4 separate regions of the Mus musculus genome follow, and all the other regions are linked to region 4. Evidence: chromatin loops called from intact Hi-C (ENCODE). Cell type or tissue: heart. All regions are shown on one strand. Each heading gives the region's core, and the rest is flanking DNA. Links, peaks and the distances in the headings are about the cores only.

Evidence for each region. Hi-C counts contacts between places; a loop is a spot of excess contacts. Peaks named below come from ENCODE experiments on the same cell type or tissue, not always from the same donor. Only the 100,000 strongest peaks of a DNase experiment are listed, where the experiment ranks them.
Region 1: it touches region 4 in a loop (8-fold over the local background); 17 of 42 quality-filtered maps call a loop at or near these places.
Region 2: a loop joins it to region 4, with 3 times the contacts of the local background. A loop is called at or near these places in 8 of 42 quality-filtered maps.
Region 3: it touches region 4 in a loop (3-fold over the local background); 2 of 42 quality-filtered maps call a loop at or near these places.

What each region holds. Positions count from the first base shown.
Region 1 is chr11:102,898,744-102,904,271 of GRCm38, forward strand. Gm34560 (a long non-coding RNA gene) reads left to right here. Exons shown (of 3, transcript XR_880232.3): 2 at 4,370-4,625; 3 at 5,418-5,528. It overlaps Gm39395 (a long non-coding RNA gene), which reads right to left and starts at 3,358. Exons shown (of 2, transcript XR_880234.3): 1 at 2,024-3,358; 2 at 1,294-1,343. In heart, for the core only: a CTCF peak has its summit at 2,253 (motif pointing right); a DNase peak (open chromatin) is centred at 2,248; H3K27me3 peaks cover 1,188 bases.
Region 2 is chr11:102,997,624-103,003,113 of GRCm38, forward strand. Dcakd (dephospho-CoA kinase domain containing) reads right to left here. Exons shown (of 5, transcript NM_026551.3): 2 at 2,527-2,733; 3 at 2,021-2,224. The coding sequence starts at 2,638. It overlaps Gm34620 (a long non-coding RNA gene), which reads left to right. Exons shown (of 4, transcript XR_389059.4): 4 at 1-3,025. Mir6931 (microRNA 6931) reads right to left here and starts at 2,298; the gene lies at 2,225-2,298. In heart, for the core only: a CTCF peak has its summit at 1,890; DNase peaks (open chromatin) are centred at 1,098, 1,658 and 2,148; H3K4me3 peaks cover 631 bases; H3K27ac peaks cover 3,259 bases.
Region 3 is chr11:103,156,891-103,162,418 of GRCm38, forward strand. It overlaps Gm51919 (a long non-coding RNA gene), which reads right to left. Exons shown (of 3, transcript XR_003949776.1): 3 at 5,509-5,528. Among named protein-coding and RNA genes, the nearest start is that of Gm51919, 11 kb to the right of the region's middle. In heart, for the core only: CTCF peaks have their summits at 1,818, 2,331 (motif pointing left) and 4,776; DNase peaks (open chromatin) are centred at 1,871 and 2,301; H3K4me3 peaks cover 1,152 bases; H3K27ac peaks cover 1,185 bases.
Region 4 is chr11:103,052,513-103,058,040 of GRCm38, forward strand. It overlaps Nmt1 (N-myristoyltransferase 1), which reads left to right. Exons shown (of 12, transcript NM_008707.4): 5 at 2,686-2,777; 6 at 3,871-3,987; 7 at 4,853-5,023. Among named protein-coding and RNA genes, the nearest start is that of Gm42090, 7.6 kb to the left of the region's middle. In heart, for the core only: a CTCF peak has its summit at 2,491 (motif pointing left); DNase peaks (open chromatin) are centred at 879, 1,235, 2,489 and 4,309; H3K27ac peaks cover 211 bases.

The sequences.
Region 1 (5,528 bases), core at 299-5,298, 150 kb before region 4:
GGAGGTCCTGGGGGCTGACCAGCTCAGCACTGCCAGGTCTTCAGCTTACAGACAAGGCCTGGCTGCTTGCCCCCTCCCAGCGCTCAAGCCAGTTAAGACCCCTGAGTTCCTGTCATAGCAACAGCCTATACTCCATACCAGCGACATGGTATTTGTTTGAGCTTACAGTGGGCTGCTTGCTGAGGTTCTCCTAATGAGTCCCACCATAGGGAAGGGAAGAGCCCCTTAGGCTCCAGCCACATCTTCCCCAATCCTGAATAATGGCATAGTGAGGGAGATCTTGAGAGAGGTTGCCAGTGACCTTTAGACTGGACCTCATCATGTCCCCCTGTAGTTCATATGTGGATCAAGCAGGTATGGAATTCACAGAAAGCCAACTACCCTTTGGGGATTAAAGATTTGTGAGACCACCTTCTGCCTCTGGTGACTTTTCATACTTCTATAAGTTGGGAAGGTAAAGAGTAGGGGACTTTAAAGGAAGAGCCTTACTAGAGATTAGCCTTTAACTCAGGACACATCTCACAGAATAGGAGTGGCCCATCTTTCCAGGTATAAACAGAGTGGTTCTGAAGGAAAAAGATATGACGAGGGTAGGAAAGGTTTGTCAGCAACGCTGGAGAATCCCTCCTGTGTTAGTCAGGGTTCTCTAGTCACAGAATTTATGGAACGCCTCTATAGATTAAGGGACTTTATTGTGATGATGTACAGTCTGTAGTCCAACTAACCCAACAATGAGCAGCTGTGGATGGGAAGACCAAGGATCTAGTAGTTGCTCAGTCCCACCCACGAGGCTAGTTGTTTCAGCTGGTCTTCTGTAGAAGTAGGTTCCAACAGATGTGCTGGCACACCTGGATCTAGGACTTGCTTCGTCCCAGGCTGACCTTGAACTCAGAGATCTCCTTGCCGAGTCTTCTGGGATTAAAGGCATGTACTACCTTGCTTGGGTCTAAGCTTTTCATGGCCACTATGCCTCAAGATCTCCATGCCAAGATCCGGGTCAGAAACTGTGTCTTCCAGCCTTAAGCTCTGGATCACAGGTGTGCTCTCCAATTCTGGATTGTAGTTCATTCCAGACATAGTCAAATTGACAATCAGGAATAGCCACCACACCTCCTGTGTATGTAAGTTTGTTTCATTACCAGCCAAGGAGTTCTCCAGCGACTGTCCTACAAGCCCCTCCCTGGGATCCTGATGTAGGCCCAAGTCTCGTTTTAACCCCACTAGTCTTTCAGATCTTTGCTATGCTCTTTCAAAGGGTCTTTGTGCATAGAGACAAAAGAAAGACATTTCTGGTTGCAGTTGATGTACAAACTTTCATTATTAGTATTTTTATTACCCATTCACTGTAGAGAAACCAGAAAACACATATAAGCAATATAAATATTTAATTAGCCATACTTTTGCCACATGGAGATAAACATGGCCAGATTTTTCTATACAAATAAATACATTTTTTTCAAAACAAGCCCAGACTGCACCAATTATTTTGTAATTTGCTTTTCTTTCAACAATATGTTGTGAACATCTTTCTAAATCAATAAACATTTACCTCTATCATCGTTTTAACAGCTGTATTGCTTTCCACTCTCTGCTTTCATTTAACTAAGCTTACTGTTGCACAGCCAACAATTGTAAGCCTCTAACCAAGTCCCTAGCCCACGGCTCGCCATACCCATGTGTATCTGCCCCAGACAGGGACTTGGTAGGAAAACAGGCAGGCCTTCTGCCCTCCCCGTCACGGCTGGCGTTCCCATCCTCCTAGCCAGGCTCATGCCTCATCCTCTGGCTTCCCATTTTTCAACTTTCCCAAGCAGAACTCTCCAACACCAAAGCCTCAGGCCAAACTCCAGCAGACTTTTAGACTCCATGGCAGGGTGCTGTCAACCAAGGAGACAGATGCTTGGATACCTCACTACCGAGCCCACAGCCAAGCTGAGCTCAGCTTCAAGCCAGAGTGGGGATAAGATGGCCTCCTTGTGTCCCTCTTCGTGTACTAGAGTCTGAAAGATGATCGTTCACCTACCAGGCAAAGGGTCAACGCCTCCTGGGACAATCCCACTTCCGGTCTCAGCTCATAGGCACAGTTCCTGATGGTTCCCACAGACGCCAGTCCCACAAGTGGCCATGTAATTGGACTGTCACCTGTTGTACCTGCTTGTACACTCGCCCTGCCCAGTTTCAGTGCAGCGTGGTGGTGGGAATCAAGACTGGCTGAGGCTGAAGGAGGGGAATTGAGGTCTAGGGCCACTAGATGGCAGTGCTGAGCTGGTGGAAGAAACAGGGTTTCCTTCCTAGTGGTTTTTCCAAGGTATCCCTCGGCTGGTCATTCTGTTTTGTTTTTTGTTTTCCCTCAGCTGTGGCAGTGCCCTCTTGAGGAGAAAGCAACACTTTGGTTCTTTGGAGGCTGTGACGTTTTAGATGACACTATCTCTGATTCTCCATTTCCCTATCTGTGAAATGAGGACTCCAAGAACATAGTGAGGATTGTTAGTGAGAGAGACTCACAGCAGGCACCGATGACAAGCCACTGCGTCCATGCCAATAACGCCTCCTCCTATTTACCATATTTCAGTGTTTCTATGATGGGTTGGCCAGGAGGGGCAGGAACTTGAGTGAAGGCTGCCAAGTCCTACTGCCTCCTTGGGAGTATGTGAGACCCTTCCAAGGAAGACCACATGGGCGTGTGGCTACAACACTGGGTAAAGAGAGTGGGAGTCAATGCCATTTCCTCCTAGACCTCTGTTGGTGGCTTCAGGTCCTACAGGGGACTTAGGTGGGTTCTTGTTATTTCTTTGTTGTTACTGTTGGTTTGTGAGACAGACTTATATACCCCAGGCTGGCCTTAGACTTGCTATGCATGTAGTTAAGGATGACTGTGAACTTGTGATCCTCCTGCCTCCACCTCTTGGGTGCTGGGATTCCTTGTGTGCACCACCATGCCTGCTTTACTCGATGCTGGGGCTCAAACCTAAGGTAACGGCCGTGCCTGTTAGAAAGGACTGTCTACAACCACAGCCCAGCTCCACGTTTTCTTCAAACTGTGTGGAGTCTGAAGTAGATGTTGCTCCCCTCTAACCCACTTTCTTGCCCTCCTAGTCTCCCAGTGGGTAACTGTTCTCGCTTGCCTTCCCTAGACTTGAGGTTCTCAACTTCATAGGATTCCAGAAACTTTTGGTGTGTTAATAACTTTCATGCTTGGGTGCCCTGTGCAGTTCTGCCTGAGTCCTCCCGGGAAGATGAGCTGAGTCTTCCCCTACAGGTGGGGATTTCCTGATGCTAGTATCTTGTCATCCCCTTCAGATCAGGGTCTATTCCACCCAGATCAAGATGCCACAATAGGACTAGCTTCTTCTTTTTTTTTAAAAAAAAATTATCTATTATTATATCTATGTACACTGTAGCTACCTTCAGATGCACCAGAAAAGGGCATCAGATCTCATTACGGATGGTTGTGAGCCACAATGTAGTTGCTGGGATTTGAACTCAGGACCTTCAGAAGAGCAGTCGGTGCTCTTAACCACTGAGCCATCTCTCCAGCTTCTCACCCATGCAAGTATAAGGGCTGTCTCTGTCTTCACTTGGAGAGGACCTCCTGCCTCAGAGCAGGGACCATTCACTCTCCCACCTATAGCCTGTGCCCCAGACAGGTTCTGCTGACTAGAAATCAGCTTCCGTAGCTGCAGAATAATCCTAGACTGGACTCCAGAATCCTTTCTTCTTCCTCCTTGGGGCGCCGCCTCTTTCCCTTGGTGGTGTCATCAGCTCATTTACTTCCACGGGTCCTGGGGCCAGGCAGCTGTGGCAGGGTTAATAAGCTCAGGCCCTTTCTCTCTCGCCTTTCACAGCCCCAGCCAGACCCACTCCAGCTTGTCCTTTACCTCCTGGTCTCTTACCCTGAGATCTACTTTTTAATTGCTTTCCCAGTCTGCTTTGCGCCTTCTCCCCACATTGCCTCCCCCTGCCTTGGGTACCTCAGGGAGGGTGATGGGCAGGGACCAGATGTGGCCCTGATGGGAGAAAAGGGCTGATAACCACCATTTCCAGCCTAGCAGCCCTCCAAGTAGATAGGATGAACCAATGGATGGGGCTGTGCCTAGCAGAGGAGAGCCTTGAGGCTTAATTGAAAACTACTGCTCTACCAGAGGACCCAAGTTCAATTCCCAGCACCCTCGTGTCAGCTCACAACTATCTGTAATTCCTGTTCCAGGGGATCTGACATACTCACATAGACATACATACAGTCAAAACACCAACACACATGAAATAAAAACAAATAATCAGAAAACACAGTTCTCAGACTCCTCGGGGTAAATCTGGTCTCTTCCTCCCTCAACATTTATCCCCAGCTGTCCTGTATTCCTCTTCACAGAACTATGGCAAGCCAGCATGGCAGGACATGCCTTTGGCCAGAGGATCACTTTGAGTTCCAGGCCAGCTTGGTCTACATAATGAGTTCCAAGACAGACAGCACTCCATAGACAGATCCTGTCTCAAGGAAACAAGCAAGCAAGCACACAAATACAAAAAAAGTATGAAAGTCCAGACCACATGATTCTATCTGGTACCAGGAACCCTCAAGCAGAGGCCAGAGCCATGAGAGCATTGCAGGAAGACTCTGGAAACAGGTGAGTGGGACTCCAGGACAGAACTCATGAATTAACTGCCAAGGAGAGTCCCCAGGTTGGAAATCTGGGAAGCGGAAGGCTACATGCAGGAGAAACTCAGAAGGTAGATTTTGCTGTTTATTTCAGCACAGGGATAGATGCCAGCCCTTCTTCTACCACAGAGATCTTCATCTCTTGGTCAGAAGCCTGATTTAATGAACTGGGTAGAAATGTATACTCCCACGGCAGGTCCAGATTTGAGCCCCGGTGTGAGCAAGTGGGTGGCTATAGGGGATGTGTGGAGTGACAGAATTTCTAAACTCACAGGAGCAGGGCCGGGATGGTGCAGGGAGAGGTGGGTCTATGGTGGACAGGGAGGCATTGATTACCATGTCTTGTGGATGACTCTATGAAAGAACAATCCAATCTCAGAGTCTCACCGCTCATGCAAGTCAGACGGAAGCTGGATATCAGCTTGCCACCCTCCTGCAGTCCCAACTGCCTATGGCATGCAGGACACCACACGGCAAGCTCTCAGCCTGACCTCCTGTGATTGAGGGCAGGAGATGCGTATGCTTAGTCCCCATCAGCCCAGAGTCTTTGTACAATTTTATGGGTCCCCCGAGAGCACACTTTGTACCACGGAGCCACAAATGTTTGCCAAGTGAATGGCTAGCTGCTGAACATCCTTGTCAAGAGTGACCTCTCCCACTGTCAGGCTGCCCCCAGCCTGGGCAAACTCTGCCTCATGCAAGAAACTTATTGTACAGAATATGCCCTCCTAACCCTGGTTTCTGGTTGCCTTGCCCCAAGCCGACTGCCTCTGCACCCAAAGGGTGGTAGCGATGACCAGAAGGGGTAATGTATGTGAAGACCCCAGGAAATGGAGAAGTTATTCCATCGGAATCTAGCCATCACTCAGCA
Region 2 (5,490 bases), core at 1-5,000, 55 kb before region 4:
CTTCTGGCTGGCTGGGCAGGGAAGACCTTGGAGAAGGGCTGGCATTTGCACTGGCTTTGAAGAGCAGGCAAGACTTAGTTACGTGGAATGAGGAGGGCAAGGAGCTCCAGATGAGGAGCAGCGGAACCCAAGGAGCTGGGACGTTCTCCTGTGCAGACCGGATGGAGGACTAGGTGCTCAGGGTAAAGCGTCCTCAGGTATACAAGTTATTTCTAACCAGAGGCGAGATAGAGCAAGGGCTGTAGGAGACCGGGAAGGGTTTCAGGGAGGTGCTGAGGCCTCTCTGTCCTATTTCATTTCACACTGGTTCAAAAAACCTTAAAGGAGAAGCCCATTCTTGGAAGCCAGGTCCAGACACGGCCACCTTTTAAAGAGTCCCAATGGCCACCTCTGTGACTTTCCGTGAGACACTTGTACAGAGCAGCGAGGGTAGCTGGTGCTAACTACAGGATTCCCTCAATGGAGAAAAAGCACTCCAGGCCCTGCCACAGCTGAAGGCAGAGAGAGGTGATGTCCTAGCACGTCGTGGAGGGCACATCCAACAGTTACATGCGCCCTCCCGCTGCCCCTTGGGCCCTCTGTGGATGAACAGAGCTTGGGGGGGGGGGAGGCGAAAGGCGGTAGGAAAGGACAGGGACTGGGGTCACTCAGAGACCCCGGGCCGGAGGTGTTTCATCCTACACTTTCAACCACAAAACCGCACACTAGCTGCTGGGGTTACTGCTCCCCACAGTCTGTGCTCAGGAAGCCTAAGAGAAGCCTTGGCTGATGAGGGTGTTGGGGTCCTGACTCTGCTGACACACCTTGGTTTGCAGCACCCCACATGACCTCACGTCCTTAACAGGGTGCTGGGCACAGCTGAGGGTGTATAACCACTGAGCGGTAGCCAGGCCCCTCAGCTAAGCGCTCCCTAAATGACAGGCGTTACTGTAGTATTTCTGGGAGGAGAAAGTGAAGCTCGCATTGTGCCCCTGCACCTCCCGGCTCACCCTCTCCAGCACTGAGCCACAGAAAAGACCAGGCCCTCCCTGGGCCTCTTATCTCCCTTTCCTGTCCCCTCCCTCCCCCCTCTCCTCTCACTGTCCTTTCTCCTGGGTCCCTCTTGGGAGCTGGAAGCCAGCTCTTTGGTTCACCGGTAAAGGGCTATTCAGCTGTCACATGCCTCCTACTTGATAAGCCCTGCAAACTATCCTGACTCTATTAAGACATCCGCCTGCCTACGCAGAGACCTCCCCAGCAGCTGCTGATCTTATCTGACATGTGATTATACCAACTTTGACAGTTGTATTTGTTAAACTCATCGGGGAGAAGCTGGGACTGTGGAAGCCACAGCTGTCGTCCCCATTTTTCACCTTATCGAACTGAAAAGAGCTTTCTGGCTTTTATTTAAGTGGTGCTGGTTGGGGAGGTGGGGAGGCTGGGTGGCTGGCACTACAGGAGAGCTCTGGAGCTGGTGACATTATCCGATGCTTAATTTCAGAAAGGGGAAGCTGCCACCGGTGCCTCACGGCTCTGCAAGTGTACTCAGAGCTGGCCTGGGAGCAAATGGAAAGGGCAGAAAGGAAAGGCAGAAGGCTCTGCCAGGCAGGGTGGGCAGAGGGAGCAGTGGCACAGTGGTGGCCTGGCAGGCAGTGTGTCAGGGACAAACAGCAGGAGCGCACTTACAGAAGCACGTGCTAGGAGCCAGCTCGGCCTGCCCAGCAGTTTAGGGACTGAGGGACAGGTTTCGGCCAACAGTATAGATGCTTTCACTGATGTCTCTCAGAGGGAAGTGCTGACCAGAGGACGTGCTAGGGGGACATTCCCTACTGCATACACAAGAAGCTGAGGTGTGAAGAACAAGAGCCTGGCTATGCTTACACAGGACATTTGACCTCATACTCTCCAGGAAGGAGTCTCCACACTGTGACTGACAGGGGGAGCTAGACCACTAAGCCTTCTAGTCAGCCAACTCCTAGCCTGGCCCAGCCTCAAACAGAGAAAGGCCCCTGCTCTGTCAGGGGGTCATCTGGAGTCTCACCTCGGAGAAAGTACTTGAAGGTCTCCTTCATCATTTCCTTGCGGATCTCAGGGTGGGTAATGGAGTTGAGCAGCTGCCGACGGTCAGGCTGGTTGAAGATCAGGTCTCCGAGGACCTTGCGGTCGATGTCGCCATTCTCCAGCAAGACTTCAGTGCCAAAGGCCTCTACTATACGCCGGTGGGCAGGATACCCTGGCTGGACAACTGGGGTATGAAGAGGTTGGGTCATTCCAGAGCCTCTAGTGATTCAGAAGTCCCCCACTCCCCACCCCAGTGACTGACGGGGGACTCCAAGGCTCTTTCTTTGGTTGGAGCCAAAATAAACGAAGGGGCAGAGCAGAGCACAAGGACTCCCTCAAGCCGGTGATGGAGCTGAGTTTAGGACGACTGGATCGTGAGGAGGATGAAGAATAAGCAGAAGAACCTCCAGGGTAAGCGGAGGCCAGGACACTCTAAGAAGACAGAGTCTAACGATGGAAGCACAGGGGACGCTGCTGTGCACTCACCGTGCCGCGCAATGACGTCCACGTCGATTACAGCACAGCCCAGCTGTTGGAATACCTGGATGACGGAGCTCTTGCCTGAGGCGATGCCTCCCGTCAGCCCCACCAGGAACATCTTCCCAGGAGAGAGAAGACAGGCAAGGTAGGAGCTGGGAAGCACGGGACAGTTGGCACACTCGCCAGTCGGCTGCTCCACCAGGCTGGGAAATCCTGTTGTTAAGAGACATGCAGGCCTGGTCAGCAGTGGGCACGAAGACACAAGGCTGGGCAAGGCCTAGCCCTAGGCGTGGGGAGATTTGGGGCTGTTTCTGAGAGTTAAATTCCAGGACTGTGGGTGTTGGGATGGGCTGGACATTAGGGCCTTGTGCATGCCAGGCAAGTGCTGTTCTAATAAACCATATCCCCAGGGGCTCATTAGTGTGTCCCTGCAGGCCTTGAACTCACTAGTCTTCTGCTTTAGGTCTCTGAGCACCGGTTATTAAATAAAGGTCTGTGCCACGGCTCTAGCTCTCGGTTTCTTTAAATCTTTTTTTTCTTTAATTACATTTTTAAATACATTGTGTATATGCCCTTCTTAGGAGGGCCTGAAATCTGTCAAAGCCACTTTTGTTAACCTACAGATTTACTGTCCTAATTATACCTTGCCTGAGCCCACATGGAAATGAATTTGCCTCTCCTGAAGACACATCAGACAACAGGGGGAAACAGCCACTCTGGTGTGGCACGGGATAACAAGAAACCAGCCTACAAGTTTCCATGTGCCTAGCTCATTCTCACACGGGTCACGGGCATCTCCCACAGACTCGAGTCTAAACAGAGACTAAAGAATGCCACAATTTACAAGTTAGCCTGAGGGTACTGTCACCCCTTGGTCATGTCCCTCTTATCAAGAGGACCCTTGTGACAGAGTCACATTCGGTGTCTCGACCTGCTGTCCCTCAAGAGTGGCTTTTCAATTAGGTACAAAGTGAGACACTCTAACCCCAGCACTCAGAACTTTACAGAAGACTGGGCTATGTGTTAAGTTCCTGGACAGCCTGGACTAGACTTCGTTTCTAAAAGTGAGCAAAACAAAACTACGAGATGGGTCAGAGGACCAGTGAGGTGGTTTAGCAGGCAAAGGTGCCTACTGTCACCTGACTGCCTGAGTCTGATCCCTGGGACCCACGTGGTGGAAGGAGAGAACCACCTCTCCTGAGAGTTGTTCTCTGGTCTCCATATGTACACCCAAACACTCACTTAAACAACTCTCAAAATGGCTCATGTGTGTCTGGTAGCTCTTGGCCATGCCATGACTTCACAACCAGTGCCATGCTGCTATCCAATGCCAGCAAACACTGCTGGAAGCACCTATGGGAGACTACTGTGTTAGGAATTACAGTGTTTTCCCTCCGTGCACAAAATTACCTACTCGTACAGAAACACAGTGGTTTAATTACAGAAAGGAAAGAGTATTTCTCCTCTGCCATTCTTTAGCATTTAAGGATGAAATTAGTGAATGGTTGGAGTATAGTACCCGAATGTTTGATTTTGAAATTACTGTCTGAGTTGCTGACTTGAATTTCATTAAAAAAAAAAAAATCAAATTATTTTGGACTTAGAATTAGAGCAGAATTTCCAACACTTTCTGAAATGGCCCTCAACCTTGATTTAATTCTTCCTGGGTGAGGCATATTTCAGCACTCAAAAGGCAAGGCATTTGTTATAAGTTTGAGGCCAGTCTGGTATACATAGCAAGATCCTGACTCAAAAAAAAAAAAAAAAAAGCCAGAAAGGGGCTGGAGAGATGGTTCAGTGGTTTTTTGAACACTTGCTGCTCTTGCAGAGGATCCAGTTTCGATTCCTAGCACCTACATGGTGGCTCATAACCATTCGTAATTCCAGTTCCAGGAATCTGCCACCCTCTTCTGGCTCCTGCAGGTACCAGGCACAAACCTGGCATACATGCATATATGGCACTCACACATATATTTATGTAAAAACAGTATAGCTGCTGGTGTACAGATTTGTGTATGCCAAAGTGTTCTAAGCATCTTTACTTGCTTAGCAACTGTGCCTGCCCTTAAACCTACCTGCTTTTTCAAAACAGGTATTCTCTTGTGTAACCCTGGCTGTCCGGCAATGTATTCTATATACCATGCTCACTCCAAACTCAGATTCACCTGCCTCTGCCTCCTGAGTGCTGGGATTAAAGGCGTGCGCCACCACCACCTGGTTTAAAATCAATTCCTTGATGATTACCACTAACATCCACATACCCAGAGTCACATTCTGGTGAAAAGGGGATTTGGGTGGAAAACAAGGAAGTCCTGCTCTAAAGCGAGGAACATCTGTCCCTCTTCCTGAACAGCAGTCTAGAGTGGAGAGGTAAGGGCCAGCTTCCCACACAAAAACAAAGCCACCAACAGTCACCTGTCAGAATCAGCTGAGGGTAAATGGAAGTCCATCTAGCCAAGCTGCCCTCAACCTCCCTCCACAGAGCTGCCCACACACCTCCTCGGAATGGGTGCAATCACAATCTCTGGGGATAGAGCAACTCTGGTGTATGGCAGGGCTCAGACTGGATCCTCACACTTTTTTTTTAAATTAATTTATTATTATTCATTAGTACACTGTAGCTGTCCTCAGATGCACCAGAAGAGGGAGTCAAATCTCATTATGGGTGGTTGTGAGCCATCATGTGGTTGCTGGGATCTGAACTCAAGGCCTTCAGAAGAGCAGTCAGTGCTCTTAACCGCTGAGACATCTCGCCAGCCCGATCCTCACACCTTTTTTTTTTAGTTTTTTGAGACATGGTTTCTCTGTATAGCCCTGGCTGTCCTGGAACTCACTTTGCAGACCAGGCTGGCCTCGAACTCAGAAATCCGCCTGCCTCTGCCTCCCAAGTGCTGGCTCCTCACACTTTTATTGCAACAGATAGTGAGCAGAGCCTGAAGGGACCTGCCCAGGCTAGCTCGGGTTACTATA
Region 3 (5,528 bases), core at 339-5,338, 100 kb after region 4:
AGTGAGAAAAGAGAAGTGACTCTGCAGTTATCCTCTGGCTTCCGCCCCAGCACAGCATCATATACGCACATTCACATATATACCATGTACATACACACAGTAGTAATAAATACAAAGTAAATCCAGGCATGGCTTTGCACATTTTTATCCCAGTACTTGGGAAGCCAAAGTAAGGCATATCTCTTTGAGTTTGAGGGCTACAGCAAGATCTTGTCTAGAAACAAATGACAGTAAACCCAAACAAAAATCAGCAACACTTCATTTTCCTTTATTTATTTGTTTGTTTGTTTGCTTGTTGGTTTTTTGAGACAGGGTTTCTCTGTATAGCCCTGGCTGTCCTGGAACTCACTCTGTAGACCAGGCTGGCCTCGAACTCAGAAATCTGCCTGCCTCTGCCTCCTGAGTGCTGGGATTAAAGGTGTGTGCCACCACTGCCCGGCACACTTCATTTTCCTATGTAGTCCAGGCTGGCTTTGAACTCTCTGCCTTGCCTGAGCCTGTGAGTGTTGAGATCCACAGGCTGCTACTCCTGGCCTGGTTACTGTTTTCCTTCCCTTTCTAAAATTCAATCTGTTGGAAAGCCAGGTGTCACGGTATCCACTTGTCATCCCAGCCTTTCTTAGAGTGGAGGTAGGAGGATCAGAAGAGAAGGCTGGCCTCAGCTTCATAGTGGTTTGGAGATAGCCTAGACTGCATAAGACCTTGTCTCAAGGAAACCAAACTAAAACACAAACAAACAAACAAACAAACAAAGACACCCCCCCCAACCAGGTTAAAGGTCATGACCAAGTGCTTGAAACCCATCTTTTATTTTTCTCACGTCAGCTTCATTAGGATGAGGTTTCCATGTTTGTTTTGTCAGAGGCTTACTCGGTTAGCTCTTGGCTGGCCTGGAGTTCACTATGTAGAGCAGACATTCCTCAGAATCACAAAGATCTGCCTGTCTCTGCCTCCTAGGTGCTGGGATTAAGGACACCACTGCTACCACTATGTCAACTGTATTTTATGCATGAGAAATTGACTCTAAAGAAGTCACAATTAAAAAAAAAAAGTCAAAATAATCTTTCCCTCCTCCTTATCCTTGTCCCCTCTATTTTTCTTTTCCTCCCCTCTTTCCTCCTCTGCCCAGAAGTCTCTTAAATGCCAAGGACAAATTCTGTCACCTAAAGAATTTCTTTTAAGAGCCTGGCAGTGGTGGTACCTTTAGTCCCAACACTCAGGCAGAAGCAGGTAGATTTCTGAGCTCAAGGCCAGCCTGGTCTGTTCCAAGACAGCCAAGGCTACACAGAGAAAACCTATCTTGAAAAACCTAAAATAAATAAATAAATAAATAAATAAATAAATAAGATACATTTGAAAAAGAACACACTGTGAGCCTATTACAGGGTCTTGGCCTCCCTGTCCCCCAGTCCCGGTAGAAGTAAGGCCCCAGGAAGAAGAACACTGGATGGGTCTGGTGAGACAAATTCAGTAAGGGAATTTTATCCCAGGTAAACTGCTGATCCCAAAGAAGAACGAGGAGTCCCGCGATGTTGGGAAATGTTACTAAAAAGCACTGGTAGACCTGGACCTTTGCACAAGTCACCATAGATATTGGCACCTTTGGTGGTCCCAGACAAGCTCTGTCAGCCTTGCGTGCATCGGTGCATCGGGTAAATCTCCCGAAGGGAACTCAGAAAAGTTGTGGAAGGCCAGCAGAGAGCTGAACGTGGGTAGGCCAGTAGAGAGCTGAAAGTCCCTGCTTCGGAGACTGCAGGAAGACTGTATTGCCTGCCCCTCCTCCACCCCAGCACCTAGACCTGCTGTCAGCCCTTTCCCATGTCTACCCTGCCCCCTGGATCCCACAGAAGGAACTGGAGTCCAGGACTTAGCGTTTCTGAATAGGTCCCAGCAGGGCAAGCGTGGGATGGGCTGAAAACATGTTTGTTTTGAACGACTTAGATAGAGCTGCCCAGGAGGAGGAAAGGGAGGAGGGAGGACAGGGCGGAGGGAAGGGGAAGATTAATTTGCTACTTAGACTCTAGAGCCAGGAATTGAATGAAGCCTGCCCATGCCTCCTCCTCTGTCCTCCACTTGGCATCCTGTGAGGGGTTGGTGGCCTTGGGGCATCGGCTGTAGGGAGGGAAGTCATAGGAAAGGCTGGCAGCCTGAGAGCTGGAGGCCGGGTCCGGGGAGTGTCAGCGAGGCTACACACAGCTCCTGGGCCCTGGGTTCTGGAAGAAAATCCAATGGCTGACCCGCTCCAGGTTCCCATGGCGCTCAGTCAGGTTCTGCCAGTGTTGACTCAACAGCGCCACCTGCCGTCCGGGTCCGCACAGCCCGGGGACCCTGTCGGTGAGTCCTGGCCTGGGTCCTTGGCCACTCCAGCTGTCAGATCAGAAAATGTCGGCAGGCAGGAATGCTCTGAAGCGAGAGGACTCTGCCTTTCCGGCCACCTGTGCCCCTCATTCTACCGCGTGCTCCCGGGACACTGCTGGTTCTCGGCCAGCTCTGGAAGCGAAATAAACAATAACATCTCTAACTTTGGGAGATTCCTGGTTTGGATAGCTGTTTTGCTTTTTTTTTTTTTTTTTTTTTTTTTTTTTTTTTTTTTTTTTTGCCTGCAGACTTTGAGGCTAGAGTGGATTGAACTCAGGACTTCGCGCATGCTAGCAAGCACAGTACCGCTGTGCAGTCTCTTTAGCCTGACTGTCCTGGAGCTCACATTGTAGACCAGGCTGGCTTCAGTTCACAAGGCCTGCTTCACCATGTCAGGCTAGCTGTATTTTTACTTTTGAGATGGGTCTCACGAGTGGCTTGAATTTGCTCCACAGCTCGGGTAAACCTGAGACTTGGAGCTGTTCTGCTGGGATTCCAGACCTATGCTACTTGGATAATTTTTGTGTGTGGCAAAGCGTGTGTGTGTGTACAACATTTAGGAGTCTCTTCTCACCTACCAGGCTTCACACTTGCTGAGCCACCTTCCAGGCTCTTTCACCTTAATTGCCACCCCCCTCCCCGAAAGGCACAGTTTCTCTGTGAGCCCTGGATGTCATGGAATTTGCTCTTAGACCAGGCTGGTTTTGAACCGAAGAGACCCTCCTGCCTCTGCTCTCTGAGTGCTGAGGTTGAAGGTATGCACAGCTACCACCATCACCACCGGCATCACCACTGGAGTACTTAAAAAAAAAAAAAAAAATATATATATATATATATATATGTGTGTGTGTGTGTATGTATATATGTATATGTGTGTATATGTATATGTGTGTATATATGTATGTGTGTATATATGTATATGTGTGTGTATGTGTGTATATATATGTGTGTATATGTATATGTGTGTATATATGTATATTTATGTGTATATGTATGTGTGTATATATGTATATATATGTGTGTGTGTATGTATATGTGTGTATATGTATATGTGTGTATATATGTATATATATGTGTGTATATATATATATATGTATATATATATATATATATATTGTGTGTGTGTGTGTGTGTGTGTGTGTGTTTGTGTGTGTATGTGTGTGTGCATGTGTGCTGTTCTCTCTTTCCACCATGTGGGTCCCAGGGATTAAACTCAAGTCGGCAGGCTTGGCAGCAGGCACCCTTACTTCCTAAGGCCCTTACTTGAATTTTCTTTCCCTGAATCTAGAGCTCACTGATTGGCTGCACTGGCTAGATGATCAGCCTCAGAGATCCGGCTTCTCCTCCTCTCCAACTCTGGATTACAGGCGGACACTACGAATACTGTTTTTTTATTTTTTATTTTTTATTTTTGTAGTGAGTGTTGTGATCTGAACTCATACTTGGGTGGCTATTAGGATATGGAAGATTATAGAAAAGTTTTAAAAAATGATTTCGTTAAAATTTTGCCCTATTTGTTCTCTTTTATCTGTGTATTAAATATATTCTAAGACTTCTGAGGAGGAGGCCGGAGGGCCTGTGCTTAGCACTCACTAAAGGCCACTTAATCACCAGCCGGGCCTCGAGCACATGACCCTCGGCTGGCAAATACTGCAGTGGGCATTTATTTCCCAAGAGCTCTGTCTTGCATCAGCATGGCCTTTTCACCTTCAGGAACTTAACACTAACTTATCCAGTGGTACCCAGTGCTCGGCGAGTCTCTTTTCTCACAGACTCTTTATTTCCTCTGGTGCACCAGCTAGACTGGGATCAGATGTCCGTTCATCATGTCTGTCTTTTTCCTTTGATTTCTTTACTTATTTTGAGACGAGGGACTCGAGCGTTACCCTGGCTGGCCCCAGACTCTCAGAGATCTGCCTGCCTCTGCCTCCTGAGTGCTGTGATTAAAGGCACTTGCTTCCATGCCTGGCTTTCTCTTATTTGGGGCGTGTGAGTGTGAGCGCACATGCGTGTGCAGCGGCAGGTGTGCGTACCTGTGTGCTCGCATGTGTGTAGACATCAGAGGTCAGCCTTGGGAGTCCTTCCTCAAGAAATCTGCCTGCCTTAATTTTTGAGACAGGTTTCCACACTGGGGCCCCGCTGGCTGGCCAGAAACCCCAGAGGTCCTTCTGTTTGTTTGGGGTGGGGTGGGGGTTACAAGCCCAGGCCACCACTCCTGGATTCTCCTGGCTGTTGACTTGGGTCCCAGCGCCCCTGCCTCCCCCGCCCCTCGGGCCTGCCACTCAGCGCCCAGCCCTCTGTCCTCTGTTGTTTCTGACTCCACCTCCTGCCCAGACTCCCTCAGCAATGTTGCTCAGAGCTGGAAGATCTGGAATGGAGGCATTGTTTCTGTCAGTCATTTTTTCCCCTTTCCTCCTGTCCATGTGGTGGCGCCACTGTTTCTCCAGTACCTCACTGGTAACTGGGGCCAGTTCCCACCTCCCCTTGAAAACCAAAACCCCGGCTGGGCAGTGGTGGTGCACGCCTTTAATCCTAACACTTGGGAGGCAGTGGCAGGCAGATTTCTGAGTTTGAGGCCAGCCTGGTCTACAGAGTGAGTTCTGGGACAGCCAGGTCAACAAAGAGAAACCCTGTCTCAAAAAAACCAACCAAACAACAAACAAAAAACCCAAAACCCCACGTGTTCCCACCTTCTCTAGCCTTGGGCAGGCCCTCAACTGTTCTTGACTAGTTTTTGGTTTAAGAAAAAAAAAAAGGTGCTGGGGATGTCGGTAGAATGCTGGTCTATCTCCAGCACTGCATAAACTGGGGCATGGTGGCAGGCCTGGGTCAAAGAACTCCATCTTTAAACAAACAAACAAACAAACAAATAAACACATAAATACATAAATACATAAATAAATACATAAAATAGATAAATAAAATAAAGAAAGGAAAGAAAGAAGGCAGACGAGGGGAGTGTGTGCCTCGAGAGATGCTCATTGGTAAAGAGCATATATTGCCTTTCCAGAGGATCCAGATTTGGTTCTCAGTTCTGTAAATTAGGCTTCTTACAACCTCCAGTAATTCAAGCTCCAGGGATCTTACGCCCCCTTCTGGCCTCTGTTGGCACTGCACTCATGTGGCAACATGCATTAAAAAAAAAAAGGATTAGTTTTGAAAAAGAATTA
Region 4 (5,528 bases), core at 156-5,155:
TATTTATTTTGCTTGTCATTGGTTTTCTTTTATTTTGTTTTGTATTGGGGGCAAGTTGTCTCTCTCTTACGTAACTGGCTATCCTGGAACTCACTATGTAGACTAGGCTGGCCTCGAACACAGAGACCACCTGCCTCTCCCTCCTAAATGCTGGATTAGAGGCATTTGACACACTGCCTGGCTTCTTGTCCGTACCTTGCTTGACTTGTGACCTGGGCTGCTGAGGGTCCTGCCCTCCACGCCTTTCCTCAGTGGCGACCCAGCACCTTGTGCATTTTTAATAATGGTTCATGTCTTGAGAAAGCACTCTAAACAGTGAGCTTCAACCCCAGTAGCTGCCTCTTTATTGTTGTTATATTTACTAGTGATTTAAGGTGAGCTTGCATGTGGGTATGTGACTGTCCTATTCAGGACTTTTGTTACTGTAATAAAACACCGTGAACAAAAGCAACCTGGGGAGGAAAGGGTTTATTTCAGCTTACACGCCATGAGTAACAGGAAGTCAAGACAGAAACAGTCTACTCTTTTTTATTTATTTATCTTTATATATAATCTGTAAGTACACTGTAGCTGTCTTCAGACACCCCAGAAGAGGGCATCAGATCTCATTATGGATGGTTGTGAGCCATCATGTGGTTGCTGGGATTTGAACTCAGGACCTTCAGAAGAGTAGTCAGTGCTCTTAACCTCTGAGCCATCTCTCCAGCCCCTGAAACAGTCTACTCTTACGGAGGCATTTTCCCAAATAATATTTCCTCTCCCTAGATATGCTTGGTTGTGTTAATTTGGCAAGACTAACCAGCACAGGACATGTGGGGCCCAACGCTACATTTGGAGCTAATTATAGATGGTTGTGAACATGTGATCTGGGTGTCGGGAAGTGACCGGGGTCCTCTGGAAGTGCAGCAGATGTCTTAACCACAGAGCCGTCTCCCCAGTGTCTAATTCACATTCTTCATGTGTGTTTAGCAGGAACCGGGTGTGCCCAAGTGTGGGTGCGAATGCATCCATGTACTTAGTTCTGGTTTGGTTTGGTTTGGTTTGGTTTGGTTCTGAGAAAGGGTCTCACTGTGTGGCCCTAGCAGGCCTGCAACTTGCTCTGTAGAGCAAGGTGGCCTTGGGATCACAGAGAGCTTCTAAGTGCTGGAGTGACAGTCCCACGCCGCCATGCCCAGCACGTGTTCAGGGTTTGTTTCTTAGGCGGATGTGCTGGTATAGCAGGTGTGTGTCGCCAGCACCTGATTGCTGGGCTCGGGATTGAACCCAGAGCTCTGTGTGTACTGGACTATTCAACAAGGACTCTACCAACTGAGCCACGTACTCCCCCCGCGTACTCCCCCGGCCACTTTCTTATTTCCCCTTGAGTCAGAGTCTTATTATGTAACCCTGGCTGGCCTTGAACTTGAGTCAAACCTCCTGCCTCACTTTGCTGAGCACCGAGATTGCAGGATGACCACACTGGTTATCCTCCTGTTTTAACATCAGGGATTTAGAATTTTTTTCTCTGTAAGGAAACACACACACACACACACACACACACACACACACACACACACACCCTCCCAATTTATTAAGTGCCTTTTTCCTTCAACTAGATTGTAGAGATCCTCTCAAGGACCGTCAGCAGTTCTGCCATACCTGTCTTAGGAACAGAGGGGTTGGTTTGGTTTGGTTTGGTTTGATTTGGTTTTTGTTTTTTTCGAGACAGGGTTTCTCTGTGTAGCCCTGGCTGTCCTGGAACTCACTTTGTAGACCAGGCTGGCCTCGAACTCAGAAATCCACCTGCCTCTGCCTCCCAAGTGCTGTGATTAAAGATGTGCGCCACCACGCCCAGATGCTTCTTCTTCCTTTTTTTTTTTTTAAAGATTTACTTATTATTATACATAAGTACACTGTAGCTGTCTTCAGATATGCCAGAAGAGGGCATCAGATCTCATTATGGGTGGTTGTGAGCCACCATGTGGTTGCTGGGATTTGAACTCAGGACCTTTGGAGGAGCAGTCAGTGCTCTTACCTGCTGAGCCATCTTGCCAACCCCCTTCCAGCCCCCTTCTTTAGCTTTTTACTGGTGAGGTGGGGGTGGGAGGATGGGAGATGAGAAGCAGGTGTGGGCCATAGCATATATCCCTGTGGAGATAGAGGGCAGTGTTGTGACGTCAGTTCTCTTCTGCCTTATGTGAGCTCCAGGAATTGAACTCAGGTCATTAAACCAGTTTTCTTCTACTTGGGCCAACTGATGGGGATGGCTTATGAAGGCAGAAAAAGTTTGTTGGGCTAAATGAAAAAATCCAATCATGTTTTTGGTTTTTTAAATATGGCAGTGGTGTCCTGGAAGTAAGTGATTCCTTAATCAGCCCCCAAACTCACTTCTCCAAAGCATGTTCACAGAAAATGGGAGGCTTCCTCTGGGGACCAGGGTAATCTTAAGTAGTTGGTTAGCAGGTTCTATAGATGCAGCTGTGTACTGAAGTGTGCGACCCTGCCCTCTAGTGGTTCCATTTCTTATTGCAACCAAGGGTTCTTGTTCTAAAAGAAGCCAACGTTCCATGCCTGGGTTGAAAGGGATTGTGAGACCTGGGGTGGATTTGGTAGTTTGCTTTGTCCTTCTGTGAAGCCTGGCGCTGCGTGGAGTTGAAGTTGCCCCGTTTGGCAGAGCATCTCAGTGAGCTCCCTCTCTCTCCGCAGCTGAAAGAGCTGTACACCCTCCTGAACGAGAACTACGTGGAAGATGATGACAATATGTTCCGATTCGACTATTCCCCAGAGTTTCTCTTGTGGTAAGTCATAAGGGGTGTCTTTTATATCTTTATTTAACTTGGAAACAATAGGAATTTGTTTCTCATGATTCTGGAGGCTAGGAAATCGAAGGAGCCAGAGGTTTAGTGTGATAATAGCCTGGTCTCCAGTCTCCAAAACCTCTCCTAGTTAGAAGACAAAGCAGGTAGCAGATCCCAAGAGCCAGCCGCTGAGTGTGAAATCTCTGTGTCCCTCAGTTTGTACATCTGGAGACTTGCTTTAAGTGGTGTTTAGAACTGAAACCTTCCTTAAAATAAATTGCTAGAGGGAGACATGCAGAGTTGTTTCCCAGCAAAGACCATATACTCCATGGTGACTTTCTCAAGGGGAGAAGAGCAGAAGAGCCCTTAAGATTGGAAAGAAAGTTCCTTACAATCCAGTTATTGAGCATGCTCAATTATAGAAAAAGTCTATCCTGGATAAACCATCTGCTATCCTGGGCTACACTCAACCTCTCAGCAGATAGAGGCACGAGGCTGAAGTGGAGCAGGATCACCCTGGGAGGTAGGGAAAGCAGAAAGGAGCGATGCTGAGAGGCGGGACAGAGCCCAGGGTCTCAGAGCACCGTGTAGTTCCTTACCAAAGGACGACTGGCTCTTTGCGTAGAAGACCTCCAGTCCAAGCTTTGAGATGAACATAAAGGCTGGGCGTGGTGGCACACACCTTTAAAATCGGCACTCGGGAGGCAGAGACAGAGACAGGCAAATCTCTGTGTGTTCGAGGCCAGCTGAGGCTACACCATAAGAACCTGTTTCAAAAAACAGAAACACAGAACCTAGCATACGGCTGTACTTAAAAGGCTGAACCAGAATGGTCACAAGGTTCAGGCCAGCCTAGGGGACCTACAGAACCTTGTGTGGTGCTGTAGTGTGGTACCAAGGAACTTGCCTGGAATGTATGTGCGAGACTGGGCACCATCTGCAGCACAAGAAGGTGCTGTGAGAAACGGTTGTGTCTTGATGTGTTGGTGTCCAGGAAGTCTTGGTCCTAAAGAGAATACAGTTGCTAACCCCAGGTGTTAGTACCTGCCTGCTATGAGCAGTGCCACAGCTCCTGTCCCTGTCTCTGTTCCAGGGCTCTCCGGCCACCAGGTTGGCTCCCACAGTGGCACTGTGGGGTCCGAGTGGTCTCAAGTCGGAAACTGGTTGGGTTCATCAGTGCCATCCCAGCAAACATCCACATCTATGACACGTAAGCACCAGCCCTGTGGCCATCATCTTGCCGGTTTTGGAAGAGGAAGGCTACGCAGTCACTGTTGGAGGAGGATGGAGGGGCTGGTGGAGTGGAGGCATCTGTGTATTGGGAGTGACACTAGTCATAGAACCACATGTTCTGACATACATGGTGGCGCACACCTTTAACCCCAGCACATGGTGGCAGAGGCAGGTGGAGCCCTGTGTTCAAGGCCAGCCAAGGCTACATAGTGAGGCTATCTCTAAGTTGTAGCTGGTAGCCTTGTCTGTGACCTGTAGTGAGGCCATCCACGCCTGCATTCCTGCCCCAGTCACACGCTGACACACTGAGCAGCGTCAGAAATGGGCAGGAGCCAGTGTGACTCAGGCTCAGATGGTTTCACAGTCATCTGCGGCCATCTTCTGGGTGTACAGGCTGTAAATTCATGTGAGAACCAAAACCTTGGAGTATCTGCCGGCACTGGGACACACCTGTAATCTAAGCTTGGGTCAAGGCTGGCCCGAGTTACTTAGCAGGTTCAAGATCAGCCTTGTCTCCTATCTAGATGAGCCTTGATTTACTCTGGGGTTTCTCCATTGCTTGCCTCAGGTGGGCCTCCCAGCCCACTCTCAGGATTCCACAGGGCAGTGCTAGGGGTGCCCTCAGAGAAAGGCATTTGAAGGCGCCCCCGTCTGTTTTGAAGTAGATGGTGTGAGGCAAGCTTGCCAAGGAGAAAGTGGTAGTGGGTGGGGTCCCCAGTAGTGACTACTCAATGGAGACTACAGCCGAGTGCATCCCTTCGAGTGAGGTTTGCCTGCTTGGCAAGATTCCTCTTACGTTGAATGGGGAAAGTTGTGAAAGTCAGCAATTTGCCTCTCTTCAGAGAGAAGAAGATGGTGGAGATCAACTTCCTGTGTGTCCACAAGAAGCTGCGCTCTAAGAGGGTGGCTCCAGTTTTGATCCGAGAGATCACCCGGCGGGTCCACCTGGAGGGCATTTTCCAAGCTGTTTACACTGCCGGAGTGGTGTTGCCAAAGCCTGTGGGCACCTGCAGGTAAGAGTTGCTTCCTGCAGGTCCTGGGAATGCAGGGGAGGAGGAATGTCCCCGAGACACAGCATTGCCCTTTTCTGGGCCAAGTTTTTTTGGGGATGGGGTACTGGAAAGAGGCAGATGGAGAAGATTTCGGAATGTAGGGAGAGTATGGTTCAGGGAGTGGGAAGAAAGATTAGACATTGTCGAATTGGGATTGCCAGCAGTTAGAGTGGGGGGAGGGGTTATGAATATTTTGTGGATCAAGGGGAGCTTGTCTGATGATCCCTGTGTAATCTAAGGATGACCTCCATCTTAGAAAGTTGTTTGAAACAATTGAATCCTCTCTGCCTAGAGAGCTGCATAAATAATAACTGCAGGAGAGTACAGAGCAGGCGGGAGGGGGAGCGAGCGCCTGCCTGCCAGTCTCCTGGGCATTGTCAGCCTTCCCCTGGCCTGATTGCCGGAGAGAGGATTGTGCTCCCCAGACACCTGATCTAACAAGGAATGGCTTCTGAAATGGAAGAGC